Linked DNA regions of Mus musculus: region 1 is linked to region 2. A link is a loop called in an ENCODE intact Hi-C map of the cell type or tissue named here. Cell type or tissue: gastrocnemius. All regions are shown on one strand. Each heading gives the region's core, and the rest is flanking DNA. Links, peaks and the distances in the headings are about the cores only.

What was found. Hi-C counts contacts between places; a loop is a spot of excess contacts. Peaks named below come from ENCODE experiments on the same cell type or tissue, not always from the same donor. Only the 100,000 strongest peaks of a DNase experiment are listed, where the experiment ranks them.
Region 1: it touches region 2 in a loop (3-fold over the local background); 18 of 42 quality-filtered maps call a loop at or near these places.

The regions. Positions count from the first base shown.
Region 1 is chr5:54,110,387-54,118,386 of GRCm38, reverse strand. Stim2 (stromal interaction molecule 2) reads right to left here. Exons shown (of 12, transcript NM_001081103.2): 9 at 7,750-7,850; 10 at 7,277-7,515; 11 at 2,195-2,468; 12 at 1-115. Among named protein-coding and RNA genes, the nearest start is that of Stim2, 120 kb to the right of the region's middle. In gastrocnemius, for the core only: a CTCF peak has its summit at 4,905 (motif pointing right); a DNase peak (open chromatin) is centred at 4,909; H3K27ac peaks cover 3,339 bases.
Region 2 is chr5:53,667,121-53,679,237 of GRCm38, reverse strand. No RefSeq gene overlaps it. Among named protein-coding and RNA genes, the nearest start is that of Cckar, 35 kb to the left of the region's middle. In gastrocnemius, for the core only: a CTCF peak has its summit at 6,677 (motif pointing right); a DNase peak (open chromatin) is centred at 6,679.

The DNA of each region.
Region 1 (8,000 bases), core at 1-8,000, 440 kb before region 2:
TGAGATTTTTCGGGAAGACAATGTTTGGTACATCTCAAGGCTTGAAGGGGGAGACGGTTTTCTCCCACTGGAAGAGTTTAAGGAGTCACATTCTGAAGCTGTGTCTGGCACTTCCCTGAATGACACAGACAAAGGTGATACTTTAGAGCTACGTGTTATTAACGTAACAGCAAATATTCTACCAAATCAACTTCCGTTCGTTATTTAGTATAAAAAAGAGATTATATATGTATAAATATATGTAAGACTTGAAAAGCTTTCCTTTAATATAGCCTGTCATCTCCCCACCTCGAGTGTGTGTGTGTGTGTGTGTGTGTGTGTGTGTGTGTACTGTGGGTGTATGTATTTGTGTGGCTATCTGTGTGTGTGCAAGAGCAGGCCAATCTTCCTTGACAGCTATCCATGCTATTTTAGAGACAGGGTCTCTAAACAAATCTAGAACTCGAGAATTCATGTAGGCTGACTGGCTAATGAGCTAGAGATCTATGTGTGTCCAGTCCTTCTGCCGCTGGATTTAAGACTCGTGGTTATACACAGCTCTTACACTGGTTCCAGGGATCCAAACTCTGTTCATGCTCACGCAGGCACTGTATTGTCTGAGCCACTCTCCAGACTTAGGATAATTTATAACAATCAAGCAAAGTAATTAAGCTATGCCTTCTTTAACTTTCAGGGAGATGAAAATGTTTGAGTTTTGAATTTTCTTAAGCCTTTTTGACTTTTGCTCTCCTTCAATACTACTTTTCTTTCTGAACCACAAAACTGCCAGTATATGTTTGAAAAGATGGAATTTTAATCACTTCCTTTAATGTTTAGTTATGAGCTTGATGAAATATAACTTTCTGAGGAAAAGGATGAGGAACTATGAACACTGCACTAAAATCAAAGCTCTGCCAGTGCTCCCCACTGCTGAGCTGTCTCCCCAGCCCCTGGCTTCTGTCTTTTTAAATGTGCATTCTTTCTACAGCCTGTATCCTTTGGAAATCATACACAACATTTGCATGATTTTCTCTGTAGCAACCTGTAGCTAAATACATGTAAGTTTTACAAGAAGATATGTGTTTAAAGAAAAAAGACAGACAACTCTGGTGACGGCTTGTGAGTGTCTATGAATGGAGTATGGACAGAAAGGTCCGCTTAACAGTAGAAGCAATTACTAGGAGAGCAGCCGAGGCGTTCCCTGAAGTCAGATTCCTCTCGTATTTATAACCTGCTGCGAAGTTTTGACAAGCTATGTGAAATGAGAACTTAACTAACTTTCCATGATGGAAAGATTCTGTGGGCCAGGGCAGCTCTGGTGTCCCCTACCATCTTCCAGAAACCACAGGAAAACAACTTAGAGGTAAAGCCATCCTGCTGCTGGCTGTGGTCATACTACAAAGACACATAAATAACATGCTAATCATAATTAGCTCCCTGTGGGAAGGTGCATTAAACCCATACTTGCAATGAGATGCAAACGTCAATTGTTTCCTTGAGAACAGGCCCCAAAGACTGTCTGCTAATTAAAAAATAACTCTCACTAGGCAGTGAGATGATTATGGGAAAAGTGATCTGATGTTAATGTCACAAGAGCCATGTGGCAGGAGCCACGCAGACTGCCGTCCACACTACTAACATGTGGCAAAATCAGAAAGCAACAGAGTCCGTCTGTTACCAGCAGCACTGAGATGTGCGCTCCCGACAGCCGTGGCCGCACGGTGCACTGACACCTCACAGAAGGAACTGCATGCTGCTAGACTCATGGTGGCAAAGGAATTAGTCATGAAGTTCATCTGATTTTATCATTCCCTCCATTAGCTTCTCAACATTTTCTTAAGCCCTGGGCAAACGAAACTGCCTTTAGAAACTGAAAACAAACCGACCTTATGCTTAGAGTGGTACAGAAATAAGACCTCAGTGATATAAGCACAAAGAACTGAATTCTACCACAAAGGGGACTCCAGATCTCACATAAGAATCAGCTGGGCCAGCACCTTGATTTTAGCCTCTAATACTCTGAGCAGAAAACCCACTCAGGCCAGATGCACGTCAGATATACAGAACTGGGGTCCACAAACAGGTGTCATGTGAAGACACTGAGTCTGTGGCATGCACAAAATACACTGTGGCACTCCTGCCACTCTACGCTCCATGTCCCCCCTCAGCCCCACTCAGACCCACACTCCGCACTTATGACGATAAACGCCAATACCATTGTTTCTCAGCAGTGAAGTAGATAGCCTCCTCCTCCTCTTCGTTCCGATACAGAGCAGGGCAACTTGACACAGACAGGATGTCTGGATCTGGGGAAGGCAACGAGTGCTGGGGATGCTGCGGATGGTGAGGGTGCCGAGGGTGGGCTGCCAGAGGAGCATGAGCAGGAAGCTGAGCTCGCTGAGACTGTGGGGAGGATGGCACGATGCTGCGACGAGAGCGGCATAAACTACTGCTTCTGGCTAAAGATCCTGCAGGTTTAGCCACGGTCCCTGAAAAATACAAACCAATGAAAATGCTCATAGCCACCAATGTCCCTTAACTGTCTTCTCCCAAACGTATACACGAGAACTGATGTAAAATATCGGTTTAATGTTTATTCAAGCAACTACATCAACAAATGCCCTTCTCTACAACCAATGGAAAAATTATTACAAATGTATTAAAATGGTAACAGAAGTAAAACTAAAATAAATGAACACCAATGTAGTTTTGCTATAAAAAAAATCTAACACTATTAAAAAGAACTTAAACTGCTATTCAAAATAACCCTTAGATTTAAAGTCTCTATCACACACTTAGAAGAAATGATAAATGTTTATGAACACTCATACTGGATCAGGAGGAAAAACACTGTATAAAGTATCAATGGATAGTCTTGACGTATCACAACCTATCTGACCTTTAAGAAGGTTTAAATGAAGACTACACAGTCTCTCAGCTGAAACCAAAGCTTGCTTCCTGAACACAGGTCCTCAGGAAGCCTGTGTCTTAGGTCTCCCTGTGTCTACTGCCTATCTAAGACCCATGCAGGTGGAACAAAAGAATGGTCCTCTGTTTCTTTTCCTACACTAAAGCAGCCCAAGAACAACCTTCTCAAGCTAGCTCGTCATGCATGCGGCATCCTTCCTGTGCCACAGCACCAGGAAAGGAGCACGCCTTCATTAAATGGGCTCAGACAGCAGCAGGCCTCAGGCTGCACACCAATGCTCTCTTCCCCAGGACTCAGCTCTAGCCAACCCATCCAATCATCATCACAGTGAATGAGTTTATTTCTAGGATCCAGCTGACACTCAATCAATCAAGAGTTTTGACCTTTCCTGTCTGCTCTGACCTTTTGTCTTGCCAATTACATTATGAAGAAACCACAAAGCAAGAAATGAAATAATTCTCCTACTAATCAGAAATTAGAGATTACCTAAAGAGAAACCACACTAATTTGACTGAGGATAAATTTCTCACCAGGAACTTGAAAACACTTTGGAGAGTATACAGAATGAAATTAATCTACACCGTTATCTAGTTAAACTGTTACTTTTCAGTAAAAGTGTCAATAAGGATATTTTCTTCTAATTTGCTTAACAAAATACTAATCAATGCTATATTTTCAAAAAAGAACAAAAAAGGAAAGAAAGTGAAACAGAATGATAAGCAGGTAATTATTTCTAAATAATGAATGCAAATGTAACAAAATGATGGCTATGAGTGACAGCCCACATATCAGAACACAGCAGACAAGACTAACACCAAATGAAGAGTTTCTAAATCACATTATGTTAAGCCCCTAAGTGGTGAGAGTGTGATAGAAGGGGATAGGGAAGACAGAGGGAAGCAGAGTGGGACAACAAACCTTGTAAGAGCCTCAGGATAAAACAGATGAGGGAAGCAGGCTGCACATTTGCATTACATATCCCCAAACTATTGATGAAGTGAGTTTAGGAACAGTGCAGTATTGTTTCGTATTCATCCAGGCTACAGAACTAATCATGCCAAGTGTGAGTGAGGAGACAGAAGCAGGACTCATAAACACTGAGTATGCAAACAAACAAAACCCCTTTGAAGGCAATTTGGCCATGAGATCCTTGCCTAATGATCAAAAATCATTCAAAGGGTCCAGAGAAATTCTTAGAGCTGTGCATAATGTATAACATAACAATTTGTGTTTCTACTATTGTTTTTAAAAGAAAAATATACAAGGAATCTCAGTGGGAAAGGAGAGAGCCCATGTTACTAAGTATATAAACAAGCTTCGGTTGTCTCATGTTAAACAATCACAGTAAATCTAACTTGGATAAGCACAGAAAAGCTCTGAAGCACATTTTGAGCAAAGAAGTTGAAAAATGATATCTATAATTTGATGATACTTATGTAGGTGGTGTAAGTATGCAGCAATGGTATATATTAGATATTACATATGTAGAGGAAGCATGTTCTAATGGGCTTTAGAAAAGCACAACTTTAGAAGAGGGAAAGAGAGATGATATGGTTCATTTCAGAAAAACAAGTAAGACAACCTGTTTACTTTTGTAGTGGATGGGCACAGGCTTCAGTGACCTTAAGAATGTTCAAAGGGCTTTATGAGAAGTTTGGAATACATTACTACTACATTCTACTCTGAAAGGATTTAGCAGATACTTAAAACCTGGGGAAGGAGGAGTAATTCCATCCTCTATTCATCAACTAACAGTTTCTGGGGTTTCTTCATGTAAAACTACAGACAGTCTTATTATGTGTATTAGACTCTCTTCCTTTGCGATTTACCTTCAATAAGTGTGCTTACTGGGCATTGTTTCAAGCATAAGGAACACATAGCCAATAAAGAGATCCTTAAATGAAGCACCTTCATCCTACCATAGTACACTTCAGGCTAACAGCCTTTGTTTTATAAAGTTCAGGACTTACAAAGCAAAATGGAGCACCCTACGTGGCCACTAGGTGGAGGCACAGCTCTCCAATTCTATGAGCGATCAGATTAATTTCTAAAACTTCCTATAACATTTCAAACCAGCTCTTGTACTTTTTCACACTTACAAGTATAAATGTCTATGTATATTACCACAGTTATTTAAAACATATGCCAATTATTCACATTTAGTGTATCTTCTTTTAATGGATCAAAAAAAAGTAAATAAAAATAAAGTTTTGCCATTTCCAAACTCCCAAAAGTGCTTCTAAAAAGGCAAGAAAAAGATTTAACTAAAGAAATTGATCTTCCTCAAGCACAATTATGATTCTCAACAATTACATATTTTAAAGAAAAACTATTTTTAAAAGGCTTAGTTTTCAAATAAATATGCACTTATGATTTCAGTGTTATATAAGAGCACATATATAAGCCAATAAGCAAATAGACAAATTCAAATTGCAAGCCAGCTTGAATACAGACGCAACTCAACCATCACCAGCTCATAGTCCAGACAAGGAGACAAATGAGGTCTCCTGCTTCCAGTGTTCCCCAAACTTACAAGCCAATGCTCTCCCTGGGAGAGTTACTGCCTCCTCACCCCACTATGCCAGTAACAGACTCAAAGCCAGGGAAAAGACAAAAGCGGTCCCACTGACCGGGAGTTATCTGTCAGATTAAGAGCTGGATTTGATCACAACTCTCTTGTATAATCAGAACTGTTCTAACAGTCTCAGGAAAGCTGCAACATTGAACAGAAAAGGCCAAACTGGAAATTCTCAGATAAGATGGCTTGACTGTCATCAAAATCTAATAGTTTGAGATGTCAGTCAACCAAGAACTAAGCTAACAGAGTTAGTTCTCCACTCTTCAGAGCTTCATTCTATTGACATGATAAAAAAAAGAAGTCCTAAGTATTGGAAAAATAGACCAGGCAAGCGGTAATAAGGGTAAAGAATAATTTCTAATATAAAAACCTGTAAACTGAAAACATCTGTAACTGCAGAAAGTCAGGAGTTCAAGCATTCAAATTTTATCTTACCAAGATTGTTCTCTACAAAGTAAAACACAAAAGCAGAGCACGCAACACTACGCAATATTAACACACACAAAAGCAGAGCACGCAACACTACGCAATATTAACACACAAATATTAATAACAAATATTAATACAAAAGCTCCCTTCCGAAGGACTCACATTCTAGAAAAACATTACGCTGGCGTACAAGTACAGTCCTAATACTCAGAAGGCTAAGGCAGGAGGCTAGCCTGAGCTACACAGCAAGGCTCATCTTAAAACAACTAGCACATCTTACGTGCATGCATATATGTTTGATACATACACATATACAGATCACATCTAAGTTTTCATAAACAAGCACAGTTGAATTTTGCTGAAGACAGAAAGACTTAGTTCTCCATGAGTTAAGCAGAACAGGGCAACACTATTAATAAAAGAATGCACTGAAAAGCAAAACAAAAATATTACCAAAAAAAAAAAAAAAAAAAGGAAAGAAAGAAAGAAAAGCCTTGGGAATGGGACAAACCATAAGCTGACAGAAGAGTCAAGCACTGACTACAGCAGAGCCAGCATCCAAACCCAGCTCCCAACACTTCCTTCTCCTGCAGTTTTCCCTCAGAGTTCAGCATGTCACTGATATAACCATCAGCAGTCATAAAGCTGTACTCCCCTTTCTGATGTGACTCTCTCAGTTTAACTTAATGGTAAGTAATGCTTAAAAGCAAAGCCCTACCATGAGTTAATATGACGACTGTTGAAATATAAATGTGATAAGTTATATAAATTAAGTATCCATACTTCTTGATCAGGTAGATTTCTAAGACAGAATATATAACACACATACAAAGAATATATGTGAGAATGTATGGGGAAAAGAGAAAAATATGTTAAAAAGTAGCAAAGAAGAATGTATTTTTCCCCTTAAGTTTCAAAGTCCATCACTCCTAAAAGGTCGTGTCACGTACCTACTTTAAAAACCAAACCTAAAGGGATCTGCAACCCTATAGGTGGAACAACATTATGAACTAACCAGTACCCCGGAGCTCTTGACTCTAGCTGCATATGTATCAAAAGATGGCCTAGTCGGCCATCACTGGAAAGAGAGGCCCATTGGACTTGCAAACTTTATATGCCCCAGTACAGGGGAACGCCAGGGCCAAAAACAATGGGAATGAGTGGGTAGGAAAGTGGGGGAGGAGGGTATGGGGGACTTTTGAGATAGCATTGGAAATGTAATTGAGGAAAATATGTAATAAAAAAATAAATTAAAAAAAAAGAAATGTAAATGAAGAAAATACCTAATAAAAAATAAGTTAAAAACAAAAAAAAAACAAAAAAAACCAAAGCAGCGCTTGAACTCTTTACTGAACACTCACCTGGAAACTGTGGCACGATTGGGGGTGTGTCTTCATCGAGGTCATCAACTCCTCCAGCAATAGGGTAGGGTGGAATGGAGACTCTAGGCATCACCACCCAGCTGTGGTCAGAGTACAGAGAGGAGGTGAGACTGGGGAGCCCAGAGTTGTGAGCTATCTGAAAGCCACAGATCTTCTCAATCTGCTGCCAGCGAAAAAGCCGTTCTCGCAAGCACGTGGTCAGCTCAGAGAGGGCTTTCCTGAAAAGTCAACGGGTGAATTACTTATCGGACTGAAGCCTTCAATATGACAGTAAAATTAAAACAACAGGACGAGACCGCAGAACCTGACTGATGAGAGGAAGAAATTATCCAATCTCCGAATCAGTATCAATTATGTCATTACACATGCTTCACTGATTAAATACACATATCTACATAGTACATGCACACAGCTGAGCATAGACAGACAGACAGACAGCACAGCATTCTCACTTGGCTTCCAGAATCTTGTGGTCTACTTCGTCCAGGGAGGAGCTGTGTGCAACGTGCAGGGTCCCAAAGACTGTGCTTCTCTTCTTTTTAATTTTTTCTGCCTAGACCCAAAAGGTAAAGAATAAAGCTAGGTTCAGGAAAATGACTACTTCTATAACCAGCGAAGTTGATCCTGGTTTTGACTCTATTAATCATAAAACCAGTAGAAAATTATCAGCCAAGATACAGACATGTTTTCAAAATCGGAAAAC
Region 2 (12,117 bases), core at 1,935-9,934:
GCCAGCTTGTTTACAAAGCCACATCCTGTCATAAGCAGAAAAATGAAGTGGAATCAACAACCAACAAATTGGACTCCTGCCCACCTTGGAGAGGCTTATTTTTTTTCTTAATCTTTTACCTTGGACAGAAGTTCTAGACACTTCTATTCTCTGTAGTCTCTGTCATATCTCCTGCCTTAGCTTGTTTGGCCAAGGGTGCCTTCGGTGACCGTATCTTGTGGCACTTTGCATATTTTGCCAGCTTCCCTCGCTGGATGTCTTAAGAGTGGGTAAGGATCAAGGGTCCCTATAATCCAGGCAAGTTCTGTGGCTCCCTGGATTGAGTTCTCCTTGGCCCGAGGTATCTCCAGGCATCAGTTGGGTACCAGGCAAGCTTGGGGAAAGCAGCTCAGCGGGGTGATGCTTTTCTGCTTAATGAGATGGCGTCTTGGAGCTGCTGTGCTGCCCGCGGCAAGCAAGCAAGACGAACACTCATTCCCTGCCCGCCTCTCCACGAACACCTATTTGAGTAATTACCAAATATAACTTAATCCGTCTTGCAAGCCCTACAACTCTGAAAATAGAAGGCCTAAGGCCTCCCAGGACCACCCCTTTCCTCCAAGATGCCTGCCCTTTCTCATATGCAGATGAGACTCTCAAGAATCAGAAATGAGGAATACACCCGGGGGGAAGGCGAGTAGGGAAAGAACAGGAGACTCTGAGTGACAGCGGGCTTGAGGGATGCAGCCAAGGGTCTGCAGAGGATGTGACATTTGGGTCTAGCTCAATAGATCATGCTGGATTAAAGATGACAGGGTTGAGGGAAAAGGTATTCCCGACAGAAGCAAACGACAAGGCTTTCAACACAACAGATAGAAGACAAGAAGAACTGATGAGGGAGAGGGAGGAGTAGGCGGGGATGCAGAGACAGAAAAGATAAAGGAAAGAGGAGATGGGAGAGGAAATGGGAGGGCAGGACTGAATATGCCAGACTTCCCTGGCTACACTCAAAATGAGCTCTGACAATTGACTCAGCCACGGGGAATGTGTTGGCTTAATCTCGTAATTCACTGCACCAGTTCTTTGCACGACTTAAAATATATTTCTTTCCTTTTTCTTTGTTTTTTTTTTTTTTTTTTTTTTTTGGTTTGGTTTGGTTTGGTTTTTCGAGACAGGGTTTCTTTGTGTAGCCCTGGCTGTCCAGGAACTCACTCTATAGACCAGGCTGGCTTCGAACTCAGAAATCCGCCTGCCTCTGCCTCCCAAGTGCTGGGATCAAAGGCGTGCGCCACCACGCCTGGCTTTTAAAATATATTTCTGAACACATTAAAGGATTTGATCATTTATAGTCAGTGGACTATCAACTTACATTTATTAATTATAGTACCTTTTATGAGGCTAGAAATTTTAGGTTCCACAGAATAGGTTTATAATTAAAAAAAAAATTATGGTGGGGGGGGGGGCTGGGGTGTGTTATGTGTCACCATATGCATGTGGAGATCAGAGGACAACTTTTGGGAGTTGTTTCTCTCTGCTCACCATGCTGATTGCATGCTTGATTGAGTTCAAGGGGCAGTCTCTGAGACAAGCATCCTTGTCATCTGAGCCTCTTTGCCTAGCCATGGGCAACAGGATTAAGAGAGAGATGTGGTACCTCTTTAAATTTAGGACATCCCATTGGTTTACATGGAAACCAGGATGTATGAGGGGATCCTAGGCAAAGAGAAGACAAGAGAAACCCATGCAAGAGTGACAGAGGCCTGGATGCTAGGGACCATGGAAAGAATGCCAGAGGCAGAGACAAGCAAAGCTCAGGAGACAGCTCAACAGAACGGCCATGCAGATACAGCAGGTCCCGAAACGCTTTTACTCCTGCCTCCCGGTACGACCTGCACTGGTACCTAGACGCAACAGGGTTGGACTATTCGTGGCAGCTCAAGAAAGCAGCTCACAGGGGAGGATGCTGGCCCTTAAGATGTGGCATGCACAGAGGCTCTAGGACTGTAAGACAGCACTTTCCTGGATACTAGAATATCTGGTCCAGGAACTACAGGATACAATTAAGATGTTTCTCCTCTCCTTACGGTCTCCGGTACCCATGTTACAAACTTCAACTCCTCATCCTCACTCAGACTTAAGGCTCTGCTCACTGAGGTGAAATTTATGATCAACCTGTGACCTGATTATCTTCTTTTTGTAAGTAAATAAATGAGCAATCAATGTGTCTAATCTCTTCGGATGCCCAGCGCGTTGTGGAACGTGTGTGTTTGGCTGCACACGTTCTCCTGTTAGTTCAAAGGAGTCTGACTAAGGTCAATATTTGCTTGCTGAACTCTTTTGAAAATTTATCTCTGTCACTGTTTGCCTCTCAAGGCTTTGCCCTGTGTGGGAACCACCGCATGCACTGCCTGAATGCTTCACTGTTGCATCTGTGAGATCCTGCACACCTGTGTGCCCTCACCATGGGCTTATCTCATGTGGGCGAGCACGCCTTGGAGCTCCAGGTGATGAAGCCAATGAGAGTGTTGTTTAAGTGGCTGCCAGTCACCTCACCTGTAACATTGGGAGGGGGTCTCCTTCCCTCTAGGTGGAAGGCTGTCGTCAAAAGACAGGGGCTATAGACAGTTTCCCATCTCCTCCTCTCCTTAATGACTCCAGGACTTTGGATATTGTGTGTCATTGGTCAATTGCAGTAACTCTGGGCTGCATGAGATTGAAGGTTCTGCTTCATATCTTACCCTCCCCCAGACCTCAGGCCTCAATTCCTCCACAAAAGACTTCCACTGAGGAGCATCTGTGGGGTGAGATTTGCATTGTTATACAGAAATGCAAAACCTCAGGGTTGTGTTTTATCAAAATATAAGGGAGAGAAGGAATATGTGTGGTGGAGGTATAGTCAGGTATGGGGGAAGGGGTGTCTCTGCAGGTCCATGCTGAGGCATCGCTTGCTCCTGAAGGAACAGCCACACAGTATAGTATAGAATAGAGTTTATTTATAGACAGTATAGTATAGAATAGAGTTTATTTATAGACAGTATAGTATAGAATAGAGTTTATTTATAGACAGTATAGTATAGAATAGAGTTTATTTATAGACAGTATAGTATAGAATAGAGTTTATTTATAGACAGTATAGTATAGAATAGAGTTTATTTATAGACAGTATAGTATAGAATAGAGTTTACTTATAGACAGTATAGTATAGAATAGAGTTTATTTATAGACAGTATAGTATAGAATAGAGTTTATTTATAGACAGTATAGTATAGAATAGAGTTTACTTATAGACAGTATAGTATAGAATAGAGTTTATTTATAGACAGTATAGTATAGAATAGAGTTTATTTATAGACAGTATAGTATAGAATAGAGTATATTCACAGCATGGGGAGGGGAGTTGGGGGAGTAGAGGCAGAGAAAGGCAGAGAGAGAGAGAGAAGAGGACTAGAGGCAGGCCATAAGCACTTGGAGAGAGGAGGGGAGGGAAGTGGGGAGGGGAGGTTAGGAGCAAGAGGACGGACCAAGAAGACAAGAGAGCGAGGAGGGGCCAAGCAGCCCCTTTTATTGTGAGTCAGGCACACCTGACTTTTGCCAGGTAACTGTGGTTTAATTAAAAATGTCAAAATTAGAAAGAGGTGATGGTGGGGCAGGAATAGGGTCATCATGATCATTAGTTACTTCCCGATGACTCTGGGATGACATGTCTCTGGGAAACCTAGGAAAATGGGTATGGGGATGTGGGTCCAGTCTCAGGAGAGTCTCGGGACCTTTTTCTTGCTGTCCAGGGCCTATAGAACTATCTGTGGTCTGTGGACAGACAGGAAGGAGCAGGTCCTGTCGAAGCGTCTGTGTCTATGCAAAAGATTGGAGCATCTGTGGGTTGCTTCTCTGGAGCTATCCTGGATGTAGCAAACGTCTGGACTTGACAAGATGCTGAAACACACACACACACACACACACACACACACATTATAGGTAGAGAATAAAGTTAAGTACGTTTGGGAGAAAATTTTTTAGGTGTACATTTGAAACCCTTAGGTCTGGGGGTGTTGGGGGATTCGAGGGCCCAGGACAGGAATCCCATCCTCTGGAACAGGAAGGTGTACTTAACTGGGAGGAGTCCATTTGGTCCATGAGAGGTGGATCTGAGTGGGTTTCCTGGAGCTTATACATTTACAAAAGCGATAAATTTGTTAACAGCATGAACAGTCTTTCAGATGAGCTTAGGGAAGACATAAACCTTTCATGGAGCAGAAGAAGCAAGAAGGCTTTTTTCCTTCTGTCTAAGAAACTGGATATATATATAAATTTAGCAAAATGAGAAACAATTTTAAGTTTACATTTGAGAGACAAAGGACATTTGAAACCTTGACCTTGTGAATATAGTTGATGATATAGTTTATTGTGAGAAATACCTCAAGTCTATAGTTAAAAGGCAATCAAAGGAAACTTATGTTTGGGCTTGTGATCGCACAGTTGGATCATAGAGTGGAATATTAGAGTTAGGCTAACTTATAAGAACTAGGTTAGGCCAGTGGCATAGCAAGAAGAGGAAATATGAAGCATTTAGTCACTGAGTTTAGGTAAGGAAGTAACAGATTACATCTGTGGAAGCTTATATCTGAACTTGTGCATCGTTTATTGTGAAGCCGTGAGCAAGGAAAACCTGTCTGTCTTTGATAAGAAATCTGGCAGTCTTAGCTAGTAAACAAATTTATTAATCAGCAAACACAGTGGTGGATTACCTCAGGGTAAGGAGCGAGGTCTGTTTTCTAGCTCTCAAGCTACATTTACCTTAGCTGTCAATGGAGTCGGAAATCCAGGGAAAGATAAACTATAATCTAGGAGTCATGTATTAATTACATGACTCAGCAAGCCTTCCTGAGAGCTGCGTCTTTCCACAACAGAGAGGGCACGCCTATCCTACTTCCCCTGACCCCAGCCTTTAAATTCCCTACTTTTTGAACTTTCTCGAGTCAAGAAGCAACACTAGTGAAGGATTGGTGACCCGTCCAGCAGGTCCAGTTATTCGAGGGTCTTGAGGGGACCTTCTCCTATGAACCAAATGGGGGGAGAGAAAAGACAGACACCAAGTGTGAGGAACTACATGGAACTATTCTGAATAGCATCAAGGTGTCACTGTATTAGCAAGGCTCAAGGCTTAAATGCACAAGCAAAAGGGGAAGTACTTCTCAGCAGGAGGAATGGGGCAGCAGAAAAAGAGGAAGTACTTCTCAGCAGGAGAGATGGGGCAGCGGGAAATTTTTTCTTTTGGCGACTACATGGGGAAGCAGGAACTTGGTGGTATCAGGGTGTGGTCAGAACATCCGGAGCTGACTTTGGGCTGGAACAATCTGTGGTTGTTCTCGGAGCAATGTGTCGGTGGCCTGCTTTTGACCCCCTTTTCTTCTCGGGGGGGGGGGGGGGTGGGAGGGAGGCCCAATTCAGAGATCAGGACAATTGTGTTGTCTTAATAGCTCCCAACAGATTGGGTCTTGCTCATGCTTTTTCAAGAAGAGAGCCAGGCTCATTCCAGTTGACTTTAAGCATCTGCACCACAAAGAACAACATCATCAGAATGAAGAGACAGCTCACAGGAAGGGAAGCAACCTGGCAGGGGACAAGTATCCAAATATACAAAGAACTGCAAGAATGCTGGATGGTGGTGGTGCACACCCTTAATCCTAGAACTCAGGAGGCAAAGGCAGGCAGAACTCTTGATTTTGAGGCCAGCCTGGTCTAAAGAGTGAGTTCCAGGACAGCCAGAGCTACACAGAGAAACCAAGTCTAAATCAATCAATCAATCAGTCAGTCAGAAAAAAGAAAACCCCTCACAGTCTTGTCCATGGACAATCTAATGGAGGAATTTTCTCAATTGAGGTTCTCTTCCCCATAACTCTAGCCTCTGTCAAGCTGACAAAGAACTAGTCAGGGCAGGATGTATCATGAGACAGGAGGAGAGAGCCTAGAGAGGTGCTAAAGTAGACCGGGACGCTAACTGGGAGGGAAAAGCACTAGGTTGGGGGAACATGTGCAGGCAATGGAAGGAGATAAATGAGAACAGAGTCCAATGACATGCATGTGTGAAGATGCAATGGTACACTTTTCACACTGACTAGTGCGAACCTTTGAAAGGAAAAGAACCATTTCAATGGCAAGCCCCTTACACACATTGTAGGTATTTTCTTGTGAGAGGGAGAGTGCCAAAGCACAACTGAGAGACTTTAGAGATGGTGACACGGGCCAGTCCCCTGAGACACAAGACAAGGGTGGAGGTGTGTGTGTGTGGGGGGGGGGGGGGATCTTGGGTCAGCATCACCACCACCTGGAACGTCTATAAAATGTCACTTCTTAAGCCCAACACAGCCTTCCTGATTCAGATACTGTGGGAGTGAAGCCCAGAAACCCTCAGGTGAGTCTTCAGGTAAGACATATACATATATATATATATACATATATATATATATATATATATATATATATACATACATATATATATGCATATAGATATTGATATATAGATATATATCCAGTATAACTATCATTATAAGGCAGGTGGGTCCAAACATCTGTTCTCTGTGCCTAACCTGTCCATTTCACACTCAAAAGTAGGATCTGTGATGGTTTGTGACACTCCAGTTCTGAAACTGGGTTAGCACAGCACATGGACGACCTTCCCCACTACTGACCACAGGGAGGCAGCAGAGAGTCACATGAGAGTCCACACAGAGCAAGAAGACCCCGCCTGGACTCCATCACCCTGTAAACTGGTGTCACTTCAGAAGCTGTGCTCGAGTCCAGCCCTGTACGGGGATTTGATGACTCTCCTTGGGATCCAGGTTTCCATCCCAACACAGCAGAACTTTGGAATGAGCGTAAACCTAGAGGGCAACTTGCCCTGGCAAGGTGAGGTTGGGTTGCAAGCAGAAATTAGGAATTGTCAGAGGTCTTGGGGAGCCTCCAGCCTCATGAGGCAGTGGTTCTCTCCGATGATAGGATGAAAAGACGCTAGGGTTGGGGGAGGTGGATTAGCTAATAAAGTGTTAACCACACAACCACGAGGACCTGACTCAATCCCACCACTCACACAAAAAGAAAAATGAATAAATGAATACATGAATGAATGAACAAGCAAATATGTAGTCTTGGGCACATGGCTACAATCTTAGTACTGGGGAGGCAGAGACAAGAGGGCTTCCTGGGACTAGCTGGCCAGCCAGAAGGTACTAAGACATCTCTTTCCCTTATTCAAATTAGAAGGACATGCTCCTGGTTCCAGGTGCTGCTCAGGGGCTTGAGGGGGACAGCATCTGGAGCCCCCAGCAAGCCTAATCCTCGGGACAGTGCTCTGCTGCTCCAGGTGAGCCCTGTTTCTTGTCGATCAAACCTCTGAGAAAGCTAGGCTGATTCCAGCCCTAAAAACCCTGGCTCCAGACTGCTAATCAGAAACTGCCCCATCACCTGACCTTCAGCAAGGACAAAGGGCCAGCAGTTTCCAGCCTCCACACCAGGGGAATGGAATGTCCTTAGAGTTGAAGTAAGACAAAGCCCACCAACCCCGGGATTCCTCAGAAACAGCTTGCAGTCACCACGCCCTGGTAATGGTTTCGGAATGCCTAGAGATAAAGTAGACAAAGCCTGCCTTCCACAGAATTCCCCTAATGTGCTATAAACTGGGCCTGCAAGCTCACTTGGGGGGTGAGGATGCCTCTTTATCTTGGTAATGGGAGACCCCAGCATGCTGGACTTCTGCAGATTAAAAACACTCTTTGCATTTACATACTATTTAAGACTGGGGCATCATTCTTCAGTCAATCGCGGAACCTTACTTCCCAACCAAGATCACTGAGGAAAAAGATTTTGACGGGCAGTGGTGGCGATCGCCTTTAATCCCAGCACTTGGGAGGCAGAGGCAGGCAGATTTCTGAGTTCGAGGCCAGCCTGTTCTACAGTTAGTTCCAGGATAGCCAGGGCTACACAGAGAACCCTGACTCGGGGGGAGGGGGAGGGATGGGTAACGAAAAAAAAAAATGATTTCGTTATTTTGTTAAGGTGGAAAAAAATTAATGGAATGTAAGGTTTTAAATATAAGAGAGAGAGAGAGAGAGAGAGAGAGAGAGAGAGAGAGAGAGAGAGAGAGACCTGTTCATTTCTCGATCCTTCTGGTGTTTTGTAATGAGGTGGCATCTTATCGGGGGGGGGGGGGGGGGGCATGCTGAGGATCCCGCCCCCAGTACCAGCCATACGCCTGGTCTAGTATAAAATGAAGTTTATTTGGGGCACGAGAAGGGGGGTGAGAATTGAGTGGAGGCAGAGAAAGCGAGGGGACAGAGCACAGAAAGAGAGAGAGAAAGGGTGGGTGGGAGCCAGGCAGGAACATGGAGGGAGGGCAGAGAGACGGAGTGGAGGAGGAAGAGGAGAGAGAGGAGAGGAAGAAGAGGAAGGCGGAGGGGGAAGAAGAAAAGAGAAGACAGGGAAGGCGAACAGTCCTTTTGCAAGCCAGGCTCACACCTGGCTGATGGTAGGTAACTGCTGGGCGGAGCCTAGAAGAAATGCATGCAGGGCCAAATTCTTTACCTCAGGACTGGGTCCACTCAAAGTTTTCTGTCACCCTCAAATCTTTGACTTATTTAAACTATACTTTTCCCAGTCACTTGTGAAACTAAAGGTTTAAAGAGGCACGGAGAAGTGAGGCTATCAACAAAGGTTAGATGAAGGGCTGTACCTGAGCCAACCCTTATCCAGGCACTGCTCCACTCTTCTCCCTGACACCTCCCACTGGCCTGTCTGGAGCTGAGCAAACACTCAGTTTCTGACCACTCAGGGCCACAATCCTAGACCTTCCTCCCACGGAGTGCCTCCCTGAGCGAGCAAACGCAAGGCTCCTGTTTGTTCCAGTGGACACCTGAAGCAGGGTCCCCAGTTCCCCATCCCCGCCAGTTAGTAAACCCAGGTGGGCTTCAATAAATCAAGCCCATATAAATAGAAGAGACAGGTGAAAAACGGAAGGGGGTGGTGTCCAAAAACGGTTAAAGGAAAATCGTCGAACATGGAACAAAAAGGGAAAGGATGACTATGATGAAGAGGAGAAAATTAAAGAGCGGACCTGGGATGGAGGGTGGGGGAGGGGTCCGACGGGTGGGAATCCCCGAAAGAAGAGCAATGAGGTTTCATCACTGGGAGGTATTGTCACACCCCAGTAACTACCTGGTCAACCTGGTCATGTGTGTTGGGAGCGGGGTGCACAGAAGCGCATATGATGTATATTACTGTGTGACAACAAACGAAAAAGAATCTTAAACAATAATCCTAAAGTTTTCCAGAAAAGAAAATAAATAAAACCAAAGGTGTAAACAAAGAAAACAGGGGGAGGGTTATACAATGTATACAAGTGTACAGCTAAATATTTGGGACGTTAACTATGATGGATTTTAGCCAGGCCGGGCAGTGGTGACTCATGCCTTTAATCCCAGCACTCGGGAGGCAGAGGCAGGTAGATTTCTGAGATCGAAGCCAGCCTGGTCTACAGAGTGAGTTCCAAGACAGCCAGGGCTACACAGAGAAACCCTGTCTCAAAAAAAAAACAAAAATTTAAAAAAACCAAACTATTTTAGATTTTAACCAAGTGTAAGTTATTCCCTGTTGATCTCCAGTGCTATGACCTGTGTCAGACACACACAGCAACTTTGAATTGTTGGAGCATTGTGAAATAAAGAGTTGGATGTGAGGTGGATGCTCACAGTCATCCATTGGACTGAGCACAGGGTCCCCAAGGCAGGAGCTAGAGAAAGGTCTGACGGAACTGAAGAAGTTTGCAGCCCGGTAGGAGGAACAACAATATGAACCAACCAGAGCTTCTGGGGTCTAAGCCACCAGCTAAGGAATACACATGGTAGCGGATAAGTGCGGAAGATACATTTGAAACAAAGTGTCAGACTTAACTGGAAGGTTCACTGCTTCCATCCTGAATGCCAGCTGTGCAAGTTCATTACGTTGGTTGTATAGTCTTTGGGTCTGGTCAGTTTTGGTATGTATTTTTACATGTATTTCCAAGTTTTTTAAAATAAAATAATAAAGTAAAAAGATTAGCAGAAAGTACTCATGTTGGTAAATGCTGAGAAACAAAATTTACCTGAAAGTATGAAAATAAAACAAAGCAGCCTATGGGGCACTCTGTGGCCAGACTCTGCTCTTAAAGGAAGGACTGTGCTTTTCCTGGGGTTCATGAGTGCATAGTTTTCCCTCACTTTACTTTCTTCACAGCTGTCTTAGTCCGGGTTTCTATTCCTGCACAGACATCGGGAACAAGAAGCAAGTTGGAAGGAAAGGGTTTATTCGGCTTACACTTCCACATTGCTGTTCATCACCAAGGAAGTCAGGACTGGAACTCAAGCAGGTCAGGAAGCAGGAGCTGATGCAGAGGCCATGGAGGGATGTTCTTTACTGGCTCGCTTCCTCTGGCTTGCTCAGCCTGCTCTCTTATAGAACCAAGAGTACCAGCTCAGGGATGGCACCACCCACAAGGAGCCTTTCCCCCCTGATCACTAATTGAGAAAATGCCTTACAGCAGGATCTCATGGAGGCATTTCCTCAACTGAAGCTCCTTTCTCTGTGATAACTCCAGCCTGTGTCAAGTTGACACACAAAACCAGCCAGTACAATGTCCAACTCTTTTTTTTTTTCTGTAAATTAGATATTTTCTTTATTTACATTTCAAGTGTGGTTCCCTTTCCTAGTTTCCCCTCTGAAAACCCCCTATCCCATTCTCCCTCCCCCTGCTCACCAACCCACCCACTCCTGCTTCCTGGCCCAGGCATTCCCCTACACTGGGGCATCAAGCCTTCTCAGGACAAAGGGCCTCTCCTCTTATTGATGCCCGACAAGGCTAGCCTCTGCTACATATGTGGCTGGAGCCACGGGAGCTGAGAGTTCTACATCTTCATCTGAAGGCTGCTAGTGGAAGACTGGCTCCCAGGCAGCTAGGACAAGGCTATTAAAGCCCACACCCACAGTGACATACCTACTCCAACAAGGCCATACCTCCCAACAGTGCCACTCCCTGGGCCGAACATATACAAACCATCACTCCTTCCTCTCCACACCCTCTCCAACATTGTCGTATTTGTTGATGATAGACATTCTCACTGGGGTGAGGTGGTATTTCAAAGTAGTTTTAGTCTGCATTTCCCTGATGACCTGGGACATGGAATACTTTTTTTTTTTTTGGGTGGGGGGCGCATTGGTCATTTATTTGTCTTTTTTGAATGCTGTCTATTCAGTTCACTTCCCCATTCATCAATTGGCCATCTTATTTCCTTGGGACTTGATTTCTGCAATACTTTGTACACTCTAGGCATTAGCTGGGCCTCAAGGATAGCTGGTTAAGATCGCTCCCTTTCTCTGGCCTATGTGCTTTGCTGATGGCTCCCTTGGCTACACAGAAACTTTCTATTTTGATGGAACCCCATCTGTTGATATGTGGGGCTAATTTCTGTTCTATTGTGTCCTACTAAAAATGTTGTGCCTACCCGAGTATCTTGAAACATACCCCCTCTCTTTTCTTTTGAAATTTTCAGTACTTCCATTTCCGTTACAATAGTCTTTCTGTAGTATCGGAAATGAACAATGAAACAAATTCATCAGAATGTGGGTTTTGACTAAAGATTTAAACAAACAAAAAACGTCTTAACTGCAGGGGAGAGGAAGGAGAGGAACGGGAACAAGGGCACAGGCAAGCAGAGCTGTCATTTGTTCCTATGACAGATAAATGGCAGTATGCATACAGCATCTAGAGTGAATCTCCTAACCGTGGGAGGCAGACCCACATGGGGTCAGATAGCTGAATGCAGAGGGTGGTGAACAATTTGGTCACAGTTAAAAGTTTCTGAATGTATAAGCAACGCTTAACTCAAAATCAGACGTGTAGTGAATCTGGGTGTTTCCGTGTTAGCTCAAGCAACTTCACTGTAGCTGTTTTCCTGAATACACAATGTGCAAACTTAGTACTGCGCATGTCCTCAGTACCACGTGAATCTTACAAACTGCCTGAAGCACCGTCACTCACACGGAGACCATATGCTATGAGCTGCAGTGTCTCTTTTATTTATTTTTATTTTTTAAAAGATTTATTTATTATTA